3 separate regions of the Homo sapiens genome follow, and regions 2 and 3 are each linked to region 1. A link is a contact called in ENCODE Hi-C or POLR2A ChIA-PET data. All regions are on one chromosome and are shown on one strand. The core of a region is the stretch at or near the end of the contact, and the rest is flanking DNA. Distances in the headings are between cores, read along the strand shown. Region 1 has its middle 69 kb from the start of TENT5C-DT. Region 2 has its middle 130 kb from the start of TENT5C. Region 3 has its middle 90 kb from the start of TENT5C.

Region 1 (4,488 bases), core at 634-3,133:
AGGGGCTAAGCTGATACCTCCCTGTGAGGACAGGGGACCTCTGAAGTGCAGTATCGCATATACGATCTTGGGGTGCTAGGTGGGGACTGCTGCTCTCTGTAGCTCCCTGCTCCCAGAAGTTAGCAGAACTGTGCTGTGGTTGGAGTTCTGCATGAAGAATCCCTGAACGACCCTACTGCTGCTCCCATTCTGCGTCTATCTTCTTCATTTTTAGAGACAAGGTCTCAGTCTGTTGCCTAGGCTGGAGTGCAGAGGCATGATCATAGCTCACTGCAGCTGAAGTTATAGCTCAAGCAATTCTCCTGCCTCGGCCTTCGGAGTAGCTAGGACTATAGGTGTGAGCCACCACGCTTGGCTAATTTATTATTTTTTGTAGAATCAGGGTCTCACTATGCTGTCCAGGCTGGTCTCAAACTCCTGGCCTCAAGCAGTCCTCCCACCACAGCCTCCTGAAGTGCTGAGTTACAGGCGTGAGCTACCATACACAGCCTTCTTTTCCTTCCTCATCGGGGGTCCTCTCCTTTTACCATACTGCTTTCTGCTTCCTAAGGCGGATAAGATAAAACAAACAACCCAATCTCCAGGGACAACTGCCTGGCTTCTCCTTCCTCAAACCCAGCAGATTATAAGGCAGAGGCTCTGCCTTGTTCCTCTTCCTAGAGCATCCCATAGACATATGAATTGAAGGTGAGCCTAAAAGGACTGGGAGTGCAGGTGGGTGGCTGATTTCGATGCTCCCCTCCAGGCACAGTTGAGGAACTCAGTGTCCTGGATGTTTCTTCCTTATTAACAAACGCCTTCAGGTCAAGGTAGCCTGGAATGCTGGGCAGTTTACTTCTTTGGGTTCATTCCTCCTAGATTTTGGTCTGGTCATCCTTCACTAGGCTTTTGGTTCTTCAATGCTTTTAAAAGATTTTTCTTTTTAAGATTTTTTTTCTTTTTCTTTCTTTTTCTTTTTTTTTTTTCTTTTTGAGATACAGTTTTGCTCTTGTTGCCCAGGCTAGAGTGCAGTCGTGCAATCTTGGCTCACTGCAACCTCTGCCTCCTGGGTTCAAGCAATTCTCCTGCCTCAGCCTCCCAAATAGCTGGGATTACAGGCGCGTGCCACCATGCCGTGCTAATTTTGTATTTTTAGTAGAAATGGGGTTTTGTCATGTTGGTCAGGCTGGTCTTGAACTCCTGACCTCAGGTGATACGCTTGCCTCGGCCTCCCAAAGTGCTGGGATTACAGGTGTGAGCTACTGCACTAAGCCTCGTTTTAAGATTTATTTGGCTTTTCAAGTTGTCCTCAGTCGGGGGGGTTGGTAGAGAGTCCACAGGTAACATTATTAGTCCAGTTTGACAGAAAATAAAACAGGCAGTTTCCCTATCCTTCAGACTGCCACTTTCCTATAAAACTATTTCTTATCCTTTTTCTCAAGTTCTTTTGCCTTAAATGCCAACATCTTCTCCCCTATTCCCACTCTTAATAATCTTACTTCCTATTTCGTTGAGAAAATAGAAGCAATCAGAAGAGGACTCCCCTGTGCTGCTCCTCGTACTACCTGCTTCTCTTCCCGGTGCTCAGCTTCCCTCCGGTTACAATGAGGGAACTGTCCAAACACTCCGGCGAGGCCACGCCTACCGCCTACCTAAGGACATGGTTCCTGCAATTATCCTCTCTCCTGCAATACCAAACTTTTCCTCTCTGAGGGAGTATTCCCATCAGAAGAGAAACAGATTGTAATATTGCCCTCCAAAAGAAAATCTCTTCTTGATCCTCTATCTCTAATGCCTGGCTACCACCTGTTTTTATGCTCCTCATCGCAAGTGAAACTCCTATAAAGGGTTGTTTACACTCATTGTCTCTACCTCTTCTTCCATTTCCTCTTGAACTTCCTCTGAGCTGGCTTCTGCCCCCTTATTCTACAGAACAGTTTTTGTCAAGATCACCAATCATCACCATGTTGCCAAACCCAATCCAATTCTCAGGACTCATTTTACTTAATCCATCAGTGGCTCACTCCCTTCTCCTTGGTTTCTGGGGTTTCCCCCCGAGTCCCTTGGCTCTCTCTGGTCTTCTCTGCTCCCTTCTTATCCCACAGACCTCTAAACACTGGATGGCCTCAGGGCTCAGCCCTTGGGTGATTTCTTTTCTCAACCTCTAAGTGGCTTACCCTAAGGGATCTCAAGTCTACAGGCTATATATACCTTGACAAATGTCCAAATTTGTATCTCCAGCCCAGACCTCTCCTGAATTCCAGGTTCACATAGTTAACTACTTACTCTCAGTAAACAGGCAGATGTTTAATAAGAAATGAAAATTTAACATGTTCAAGAACAAATTCATCATTGCACCCCTCCTAGATCTTAATCTTCTCCATTCAAAAATGGTCACTGCATTCTTCCAATAGCTCAGATCAAACACACTGGAGTCAAACCTTTTCTTTTTCATGCCCATAATCAATTGCGTCAACTTTACCTTCAAAATATAGACCATAGTTGTTCTCCCTCATCACTGGTCTGAGTCACCAGCATTCCTCACCTGAATTATTTCAGTAGCCTCCAAACTGGTGTCCCTTCTCCCATCATGGCTCCCCTACCATCTGTTTTCCACACAGAAGCCAGAGTGACCCTTTGAAAACAGAGCAGATCATGTCACAACTGTGCTCAGTCTCCTGGGGCTTCTATTTTACTTGGTGTAAAAGTCAAAAATTTTTTTTTCTGAGACAGGGTCTCACTCTGTCGCCCAGGCTGGAGTGCAGTGGCACGATCAAGGCTCACTACAGCCTTGACCTCCCAGGCTTCTCCCACCTCAGCCTCCCCAGTAGCTGAGACTCCAGGTGTGCATTACACCTGGCTAATTTTTTTGTAGTTTTAGTAGTGACAGGGTTTTGTCGTGTTGCCCAGGCTGTTCTCGAACTGCTGGGCTCAAGTGATCCTCCCACTCAGCCTCCAAAGTGCTGGGATTACAGGCGTGAGCCACTGCGCCTGGCCAAAAGTCAAACTCTTGACAAGGGACTACACAGGGTCTTCCAAGATGGGACCCTGTTACTTTGCTGGTCTCCTCTTCTACCTTCCCCTAGCTCATTCTGCTCCAGCCTCTTGCTCTTCTTTGAATGGGTCGTGCATTGTGGTAACCCTTTGGCAGCCCTGCCCAGAAGGACTGGGTGCTGTAAACTGCAGTGCCCTCCTTGCCTTCGTGCGTCAATGACTCCTTTTCCTAGAATGTCTTTCCCTCATTTGTTGCAGCTAGACTCCTATCACAACCTACAAATTTCTCATTGCTCAAATTTCAAATGGGTAATTCCTCTCTGAAAGCTCAAGTTACAAATTTCTCACCACTCTCTCTTCATCACCACGTAGCTCTTCCCTACTTCAAAAGGTTCAATTCCAGCCCCCAAACCTCACCCTTAAATTAGGTAAACTCACTTCCCCTGTTCCCTGACTCATCTTCCTTCTACACTCTAGTGGCATTTGGTACACACCTTTACTAGCAAAACATAACCTTCGGCTTGCCCATCATCCTCTTCCGGCTTGGAGGCTCCAGAGGTTCGATGTCATGGTTGGCTCTGGATCTCCAGTGCCTCACACAGTTTTTGGTACATATATATTCAATAAATGTTTAAAGAAAAATAATTTCAAAAGGACTTAGGCAGAGTTATGTCCTAACAACTATGGACAACTACAATTTATGTCAGGAAATAAACTATTCCACAACACACCTATTGTTCTACATGAGCTAAAATTATTCATAGGGTTCAAATCGGAATTTTTCTAGGATTCTCTTCTGTCACGAGATTACATTTTTCATCTTCTAATAACTCTTAACTATTAGCTCAATGTCTTTAAAAGAAGGCAGTCACGTTTTAAAGGAAAGGGGAAAGTCTTTTTAGTCTTCTGTTTGTAGAACGTTTCATCACTGACTTGGTTCCAGTGGAGGCCCCAGCAGGCTGCTGGTATAGTAGGCTTGCCTGAACAACCAAGAACCTTGGCATCCTACCGTCAGTCAGAGGCAGGGTGTATTGACAAACTTAAGCAAGGTGTTTCACTGTATCTCCAGCCTCCCAGGCTTCAATCAGCTAACAATGGGAGGGAGGGAGAGGCGAGGGAGAGAGGGGAGAGCGGACAGGGGAGAGGGGAGACGGAGGAGAGGGAGGAGAGGGAGGAGAGGGAGGGGAGAAACATACTACTGCCCTCTAGTGGCAAAAATTTCTAGACTCTTACTGCTGAACTGCTTCAAAATGCTGAGCCCACACCAAATTCATTTTGAGTCATTCGAAGTTTTGATGAGTGATAAGTATTTTTGAAAGCTATTCCCAGGGGAGTCCCTTAACCTCTTTTTAAGTAACATTCACTTTTGCATCTTATGGGCTCTTTGGTACTGGGGGAGGACTGAACGCTGAATTTAAAAGGGAGAATCACTCTTGGGGATCTTGGTAGGTGCCCCTGTTGGACCCCCACTCAAGGCCTTTAAGAGCTACAGGAGAGGGCTGTCTTATAGCTCTC
Region 2 (4,488 bases), core at 787-3,286, 200 kb before region 1:
AATATAATGCCAATATACATAAATCAATGGCATTTCTTTGTATTAGAAATAAGCAATTGATAAAGGAAATTTAAAACAATACCATTTACACTAGCATAAAAATATGAAATGCTTAGGGACTGATTTAACAATATGTGTACTCTGAAAACTACAAAATGTTGAAAAGAGACATTTAAAATACCTAAATAAATGGAGAGATATACCAGGCTCCTAGATTGAAAGAGCCTGCTATATCTCTCTCTTTATTTAAGTATTTTAAATAAATTCAATATTGTTAACATGTCAATTCACTGCAAATTGATCTACAGATTTAACATAATCTCAATCAAAATCCCATTAGGCTTCTTTTTTTGTAAAAATTAACGAGCTTATTATAAAATTTATATAAGAATACAAATGAGCTAGGATAACCAAAACAATTTTAAGAAGAGGGGAACAATATTGGAGGGCTTACATTCCTGATTCAAGATTTATTATAAAGCTACAGTCATCAAGACAATGTGGTATTGACATCAAGATATACAAATAGATCAATGGAATCCCATGGAGAATCCAGAAATACATCCAAATAAATATGGTCAACTGATTTTCAAAAAAATGCAAAGACAATTCAGTGGAGAAAGAATATCTCTTCAACAAATGGTGCTGAAACAATTGGATATCTACATAAAACAACAAATAACTTCAATCCACACCTCACACTATATTCAGAATTAATTCAAAAATTAACTCAAGATCTAGCTGATCTAAGTCTAAAAGATATAAATATATAATAAAGATCTAAATAATGTAAATTTAAATGATCCAAAAGATCTAAAGCTAAATCTAAAACTATGTAACTTCCAGAAGAAAATCTAGGGGAAAATCTTTGTGACACTGGATTAGACAAAGATTTCTTGGATACAACAACAAAGGAAACTGACTTTGTCAAAGTCAGTCAGGTCTGCTCTTCAAAAGACACTACTAAAAGAATAAAAAGCCACAGACTGGGAGAAAATATTTGAAAGTCACATACCTAATAAAGGACTTGTATCCAGATATAAAAGGAACTCTAAAACTCAATAATAAGAAAACAAAATTTTTAAAATAGGCAAAAGATTTGAACAAGTATTTTATCAAAAAAGATAATGGATAGCAAATAAGCACATAAAAAGATACTTTATTGCACACCATGAGGGGAAAGCAAATTAAAACCACAATAAGACACTACTATGTACCTATCAGAATGTTTAAAATTAAGAACACTGGCCATATCACGTGTTGGTAAAGACATGGAGGAACTGGAATTCTCACACATTGCTGGTGGGAATGTGAAATGGTACAGTCACTTTGGAAAACATTTTGGCTTTTTAAGAGTTAAACATATACTGACCACATGATCTACCCATTCCATTCCTAGGTATTTACCCTAGAGAAAGTCTACATAAAGGTTTATATGTGGATGTTCATAGCTTTATTTATAATAATCTTTAATAACCCCAAACTGGAAACAAATCTGGTATATTCCTAAAATGGGATACTCTTCAGCAATAAAAAGGAACAAACCATTGTGATACATTCAACAGCAGGAATGAATCTTAAAATAATTAGGCTAACTGAAAGAAGCCAGACAGAAAAGAGTACACACTGTGTGCTTCCATTCACATAAAATTCTAGAAAATGCAAAATAACACATAGTGACAGAAAGCAGATCAGTGGTTGTTTGAAATGTGAGGGTCAGGGTGGGTGAAAAGGAGGTATTACCAAGGGGAACAAGGAAATTTGTGGGTATTGGGGGCCTGGGGGATGAATATGTTCATTATTTTGATTATGGTGATGGTTTTGGTGATGTGTTCATGTGCTGAAACTCATCAAACAGGTATGTTTTATTATTACACCTCAACCAACTATTAAAAATACATAGCATTCCTAATGTTTTAAAATACAGGAAACAAAGAAAAGAATAAAAATAGCACGGACAAACTCCTAGCCTCTGTAGACACTAACTTTTATAAAGTAAACAGCACAAAATGAAAGTGAAAGAGGAATGCTGCTCGTCACATTGGCCCCTCCCTGTTTGAATTCCTCTCCTGAAAGGGAGTCACAGGAGCAAATTCTAATGTGAGACTCTGGTATGACTTTTAATGTCTTTTCACTGCTAGGAAATTTTATCAAATGAAAACAGGTCAAACATCCTTGGATGGCTTTTTAAAGAGAACTGGGCCATCCAAATCCTGTCTAAACATCTTTTAATATTCTAAATAGTCCAATAAAATAATTTGTTATTAGACTTCGAAGATTATTATAGCTAGTATATTAACTCTAGGTCAAATGTATGCAGAATTAAACTGCATCTTTACATGCCATATATATAGTTTTGTAGAATATCAAGCATCCCACCCTGTGTCATCAATGATTACAAAATATTTGCAGTCATTTTATAGCTCTCAAAGCAGAGTTGCATTATCTCATGTGAACAAAGAAATGTGGAATTTGGGGCCTCCAAGATATTGTTACTCCAGCAGGCTTAGGTTGAAGACAGGAAGGCACAGGGGGAAGGAAGCTTGAGCCAGGGTGGAGGATGAGCCTAACCTAGGTACAGTGGTCATCCTCTGAGAGAGAGGCAGGGAGGTCCAGAGATCGTGCAGTGAGGACACTATCACTGTGCTCACCAGCATGTTCATCCAAGGGGCAGGGCCTAGCACTCAGGCTTCCAGACAGCAGAAGGACCCGCAGCATGAAGGAAAGGAGGTCCTCTCCTTCATCAGTTGCCTTCTGGATGCTAGACATTTTGCTAGACACTCCAGAGCAAGCCTGGGGGCGGCTATGATGCCCTACACTTGACTGCTCAGGTGACTGAGGCTCAGAGGCAGAGTTAACTTTGAACAAATCAGGTCTACCTGATTCCAATACACAGGCCTTGCTCTAGGGGGACCAATTTGGGGTCTGGCTGGCTGCAACGCAGGAGAGGCAGAAAGACAAAGGGGTGCAGTGCTCACGTCAGAACCCCTGGGTGCTGGGTCTGCCGGCCCCAGTGGGCATCAGTGTGGGAGACACAAGGGTGAGAAAGAAGAGACCATAAACCCAGACACTGTCAGGCCTGGCCCAGGGACTGGCCCAGTGGGCTTATTTGGGGGATGCAGGGAAAAGAACAAGGGCAAGCAGGGTGAGGTTACCAAAATGGCCTTCAAGCTCCTCACTTGGTAAAGGAAGGAATGGGGATGAGCAGAGGTGAAGAGGACTTGCCCAGCACATGAGAGAACTGGGACCCTGAACTCGACATAACCTAAAAGGGTATGCTGAATAAACAGAAGGGATTGCTACTAACTGGCAGCATCAAATAGGCTTGTAACTGCAGACCTACTTATGTATTGAGTGACTAGTCTCATCAATGATTTTTCTTGCCCTTATCAATGGTTGGTTTGTTGCTGTGTCCTTGGCAAGAATATGTAGCCCATTTTTTTATTGGAAAAATGAGCAACTTTGCCTAGGTCAGTGGCTTCTAAAAACACTTTGAGCCCAAGAGCAGGACCTACCATTACCTGTGTCCCGAGCTCTCTGTACAGTGGAACTATGGAGGCTTGGTTTCTGCGACCTCCTTATACCTCAGTGTGAATCTGGGCCTTCTCTGCCCCTAGAGAACAGAACATTCTCCCTAGTTGATGGTGAGGAGAGGTCAAGGCCACGGGGAAGCAGCAGAATCTTCCTTCTCGAGTTAGAGCATGCCAGATTTTACAGCTGATCCCTTCCCCTTGTGCATGTTCTCTCTCTCCCTGGCTCCACGCATCTCACCTTGCTCAGCGCCTGGACTATCTTTCTGTCCTCGGTCCTTGTATTCAAGGCCTGGCAGGAAGGGATGGCACCCTCAAAGGAGACCGATGAGAGTTTAATGAAGGGACTATTCACAGAAATCTGGGCAGGGTCACAGGAGATGCCCAGGGACGAGAGGAGCAGGAGGGGCTATTAACCCCATAGGCCTGAATGGGCAAATGAAGGCAAGAGTATTAGCTGAGCCCATGAAAACTAGTGCCATGGAAAAGGGGCTGCCTAACAGGAGTCGTGGCTGCAGAGGAACATGGCACTGCCAGAACTGCAGCCAGGCCGGGAGGAAGTGGGGCGTTGAGTGCTCTGCCTGCTGTGTCCTCTTCTGCTCTCCCATCTGCTGCTGGGGCCTCCAACCAGCGGAGCCCAAAGGGAAGCCAGAGGGCAAAGGAACCCGGGAACTGCAGCCCATGGAGTTCAGCCCCGCAAGACATGGAGCAGCACAGAAAAGGGTGAGAAAGGATCTGGAGGGGGTGACAAGCAGAAAATAGCCCATAATCTGCACATCAGCTCTGTGAGGTGAAGGCAGTGGGCAACATCATTCCCATTTTCCAGATGAGAAAAACTGAAGCTCAGTGTCTACAAAATAAAAATGTAGAGATGAATCTCTAAATATACTGTTTTATTTGGGAAGAAAGAATTGCAATTTGGGGCATACATGAGCCTCGATTGTCTTTGGTATACCCA
Region 3 (4,488 bases), core at 736-3,235, 160 kb before region 1:
ATGGCAGCAACAGCAGAACTCCTTTTCTTGAGAAACCCAGGGGGTTCACATTGTGTCTGTCTGCTTATTTTAAGGAAGGTGACATGATGTAGCAGAACACAGCAGACCTGAGTCTGAGTCTGGGCTCTGCCATATAATTCCTTAGAGATTTCAGAACATTTGCCTAACTTCTTTACATTTTTCATCATTAGGGTAGCTTTCTTATTACTATATTAGAACTGTAGAAATTAGGCTTATGAAGCAAGGAGATCCCCTAAAGAGAAAGACTCAGATAAGACCTTTGTTCTTTCACATAATGACAAGGTGATGGACAGACAGATGAGGACAGACAGGAGACTCTATTCTCCCAAGCCATCCATGGCCCCAGCTTCTTTTTGTTCATTGCTCTGCCATTGCCCAGATAAACTAAAGCTTACTCATCAGCTCCACAACCATATCTCTTTCTAGATCCCAGGAAGGCAAGCAAAGAGAAAATAGCTCCTTTTATAAGGACTTCACCCCTAAAGTTGCACAGTCACTTTTGTTCAAATCCTATTGACTAGAATGATATGACCACACTTAGCTACAAGGGAGGCTGAGAAAGGCTTAGCAATCCCAGGCCTCTGATTCTTCAGTCATCCTATTCAGCAATAACTGGGAAGCCACATATACTACCAAAACTCAGAGTAGGAAGGTTCTGTTACCAAAATAAAGCTAAGAATGAATATGGGGGAACAAATACCAGTCTTTGCCATGCCTACCTCACAAAGTTGTTGCAAAGATTAAATGCTAAGATTGGAAAAGCACCCAACATTATGTGCAGCAAAGTAAATACTCATTCCTTCTAATGGAGATCAGCCTTCTCCACTTGCCTAGCAGCTTTCCACATAGCAAGCTCTCACTATGTTTTTAATGAATGAATGCTTACATAAATGAGCTCATTTTAAAGGCTCACCATTGCCAAATAGATAAAACCATTTGTAATTTGCTTATAATTGTTGTTGTATGAAAGCTTGCTGCCAAAGTAGTTTACTGTTTAAGTGGATAGGAATCTCTCTTTCTACATCATCAATTTGCTAAACAAATGGAATTATGCTGAATACTCCTAAGCCTCAAAAATTCCCAAATGAGCCGGACTAACATTATTAGATATCTACTGGCTTAGTATGTGATTGCTAAGCTACATTTTATGTGGATCTCTGCCATTTCTCCAAAGAGCAGATAGCACATTAAGTGATCCATGCCAGCCCCTCACATTCTTTGGTTTGAGCATTTATGCTTAGACTGTCTCCAGGGACACCAGGATGGAGAAGTGGATGGGCAGGCCAGTGGGGGTTCTGCTCTCCTGGAAGCCCCAGGAGAAACTGAGAGCATTAGGGGAGCCCTGCAGCTGGAGGTCTCTGCAGCCTGTGACTCCTGGGAATAAAGGACATGGGGGAAGGCTGTTCCAGATTGAGAGTGGGTGGCTCAGCTGTCAGGGATACCTGGGATTTTTCTCCCCCATGTTAAGCACTTAGCAGCCTCAAAATCCATTTCTGTTTAGTTTAGGCCTGTTGCTAGGGCTCTAGTGCTGTAGCCTGTTGCCTTAGTCAGTGGAGTCTCAGACTACTTTGCCGGAAAGTTCTTCAGCAGTGACTCAGCAAAGGACTTACAATGTCCAGAAATTGTCATTTAAAGCAATTCCCAGAGCTCTGGGAAACAGAGCAAACTGACGTAAACAGAAAAGCAACTTTTGGATGGCTAGAGAGAAGCAGCTACTGCTTCACTAGATGCAGGGTCCAGAGAAAGCCCTGGAAATGACCAGCAAAGGGTGCAAACCCGCCTTCACCCCCTTCCCAAACAAACTCTGTGAGAACCCAGGGCAGCCCCGCTGGAGGGAGGAATCAGGGTGGTTGTGACCGCCACCAATCAGCCAATCAGCACCAACGCTCTAACAACCCAGATTCCCCAGTTCTGGTCTGGCAGCTTCCCCTGTCTCTCTTCCTCCCTCAGCATCATCTCACTGGAAACAACTTCCCACTCCCTCCTCTTCGATTCCGTCAGAGTTGCTGTGTTAACCTCTTCTCTACCTTCTCGAAACCTCAGGATTTATATACTAAGATATTTCCTGAAATTGGATTGTGCTAACCAAATCTCTCATAATCTGCTCTTGGCTAGCTAATTGGACTCCTAGTTTAGTATCAAGATTTCTGGCAAGAAAATGCATTTTTAATTATGTATGTGTATGTGTGTAATCATATGGGTGTATATATAGATATATGTGTGTATATATAACTGTATGCGTGTGAATATAAATGTGTATATATGCACATATATATATATATATATATATATAATATAATAATATTTTGGGATGCCTCCTATGTCTCAGGCATTGTTCCATGTACAAGAATACAGCAGTGAGTAAAACAGGCTAAGAACCTTCCTCCATGAAGATTAGGGCAGACTCACAATAAATAAATATTACATAGTATGTGGGTATCTGTACACATACTATGTGCACACACACGCACACACGTACACACACAGTGGCTGGCACATAGCAAGTTTTCAATAATTAGATGTCCATTAAAAATAATGAGAGCAGCCAGGTGTGTTGGCTTATGCCTGTAATCCCAGCATTTTTGGAGGCAGAGATGGGAAGATCGCTTGAGCCCAGGAGTTTGAGTTGAGACTAGCCTTGGCAACGTAGTGAGACCCTGTCTCTATAAAAAAAAAAAAAAATTAATTAGCTGAGCATGATGGCTCATGCCTGTGATTCCAGCTACTAGGAAGGCTGAGGTGGGGGGATTGCTTGAGCCCAGGAGTTCAAGGCTGCAGTGAACTATGATCGTGCCACTGCACTCCGCTGGCCTAGGTGACAGAGCGGGACTCTGTCTCAAATAAAAATAAAATAATGTGAACTAATATATATTGAGTATTTATTATGTGCCAAGTGCTTTTTAAATTCTTAATAACCCTATAAAATAGAAGCTAGTATTATCTCCATTTACAGATGGAAAACTGAGGCCGAGAGAGATCATACAGCTAGGAGGTAGGAATGTGCGATCTGAGCCCAGACACTGTCTTTAGACCCTTCCTTCCTTATTCTTCCTCTTGAAAATGGGCTGTCTTTATAAAAAGGCAAGCTGTAAACTGCTCTATGTCTGCCGGTGCTATTCTAAGAAGAGCAAGTCTCTTAGAATAGAGGCTTTTCTTAGAAGAAAAAAAGTCTGGGGCAAAGAGAAACTTTAAGCTGGGTTAGCAACACAGCTCTGGAACTATTTTGACTATGTTGCCTGCAACATAATTTTTCTCTCCAGTTCTGCTTTTATCTGACAGCAGGAAAGAGGCAAAAAAAAAAAAAAAAAAAAAAAAAAGACAGCCTTTCCTCAGGTAAATCATAAACATATAGTTTTAAGTGTTTCTCGTTTAGAAAAAGAAAGAAAGAAAAGACAAGGCTAAGTGATCTCAATATATTTTTCCACATGGAGCACCTGAGAGAGAACATAATTCTTGTTGATTCTCAAAAGAGTGAAAGGAAAAGGTGGGGAAAGGAATCAGAAAAAATACCTTCAGGAGGGTTCTGATTACTGGTCAAGCCCTGCCTCAAGCCTTTGAGACCCACTGGGCTAAATAAAAGTTTCTTATAAAGGATTTCAGGAATCAAGACGTTAAAGAGCTCCAAAGGGCCTTAAATGAAAGGGTTAAGCCTAAAAATGATTCACTGTGAGTTATTTTTATAATCACTATATTTTAGTTGGTATTTGCTGAGTACCTACTCTGTACAAAGGAGCTTGCTAGATCTCTTATAGACATTATCTAATTTAGAGTTAGAAATGTGTTATCTGCATGAGCTTGAAAGAAAACCAGAAATTGGCTGGGCGTGGTGGCTCATGCCTGTAATCCCTACACTTTGGGAGGACGAGGCAGGCTGATCACTTGAGGCCAGGAGTTTGAGACTATCCTGGCCAACATGATGAAACCCTGTCTCTACTAAAAATACAAAAATTAGCTGGGCGTGGTGGCACAATAGTCCCAGCTACTTGGGAGCCTGAGGCAAGAAAATTGCTGGAACCCAGGAGGTGGAGGTTGCAGTGAGCCGATTGCATTGCACCACTGCACCACTCCAGCCTGGGCAACAGAGCAATACTCTGAGAAAGGAAAGGAAAGGAAAGGGAAAAGGGAAGGGAAAAGGAAGAAAGAAAAGAGAGACAGAAAAAGAAGAAAGAAAGAAAGAAAAGAAAGAAAGAAAGAGAGAAAGAGAAAGAAAGAAAGGAAAGAAAGAAAGAAAGAAAGAAAGAAAGAAAGAAAGAAAGAAAGAAAGGAAGAAAGAAAGGAAGGAAGGAAGAAAGGAAGGAAGAAAGAAAGGAAGGAAGGAAGGAAGAAAGAAAGGAAGAAAAACGAAAGGAAGGAAGGAAGAAAAAAGGAAGGAAGGAAGGGGACAGAAAGAGAGAAGGGAAGGAAGGAAGGAAGGGAAGGAAACCAGAAATTGGTTTTTATTAATGGTGTTTATTAATGGTGAATAAA

Evidence for each region. A loop is a pair of places that touch in the nucleus more often than their neighbours do. ChIA-PET counts read pairs that join two places held with the same protein, here RNA polymerase II (POLR2A). Pooled maps may share reads with other maps.
Region 2: a map of HepG2 shows a loop between it and region 1 (2.1-fold over the local background). The contact joins two enhancer-like sites. A Hi-C loop is called at or near these places in 9 of 168 maps with a recorded cell type or tissue (GM11168, GM12878, GM13976 and 5 more), 1 of 37 single-sample maps with no recorded cell type and 8 of 50 pooled maps. POLR2A ChIA-PET finds 5 or more read pairs at or near these places in 2 of 52 experiments (PC-9 and RWPE1).
Region 3: a map with no recorded cell type shows a loop between it and region 1 (2.6-fold over the local background). The contact joins two enhancer-like sites. A Hi-C loop is called at or near these places in 2 of 168 maps with a recorded cell type or tissue (aorta and mucosa of descending colon), 3 of 37 single-sample maps with no recorded cell type and 1 of 50 pooled maps. POLR2A ChIA-PET finds 5 or more read pairs at or near these places in 5 of 52 experiments (OCI-LY7, RWPE1, activated CD4-positive, alpha-beta T cell and 1 more).

Annotation. Positions count from the first base shown.
Region 1 is chr1:117,534,871-117,539,358 of GRCh38, reverse strand. No RefSeq gene overlaps it. Among named protein-coding and RNA genes, the nearest start is that of TENT5C-DT, 69 kb to the left of the region's middle. RefSeq lists silencers at 3,954-4,193, 4,214-4,283. Within about 2 kb of position 1,883, at least 2 of the 41 ENCODE cell types and tissues checked have a DNase peak (open chromatin) inside an H3K27ac peak, as active enhancers do.
Region 2 is chr1:117,732,764-117,737,251 of GRCh38, reverse strand. No RefSeq gene overlaps it. Among named protein-coding and RNA genes, the nearest start is that of TENT5C, 130 kb to the right of the region's middle. Within about 2 kb of position 2,036, at least 9 of the 41 ENCODE cell types and tissues checked have a DNase peak (open chromatin) inside an H3K27ac peak, as active enhancers do.
Region 3 is chr1:117,693,413-117,697,900 of GRCh38, reverse strand. No RefSeq gene overlaps it. Among named protein-coding and RNA genes, the nearest start is that of TENT5C, 90 kb to the right of the region's middle. Within about 2 kb of position 1,985, at least 10 of the 41 ENCODE cell types and tissues checked have a DNase peak (open chromatin) inside an H3K27ac peak, as active enhancers do.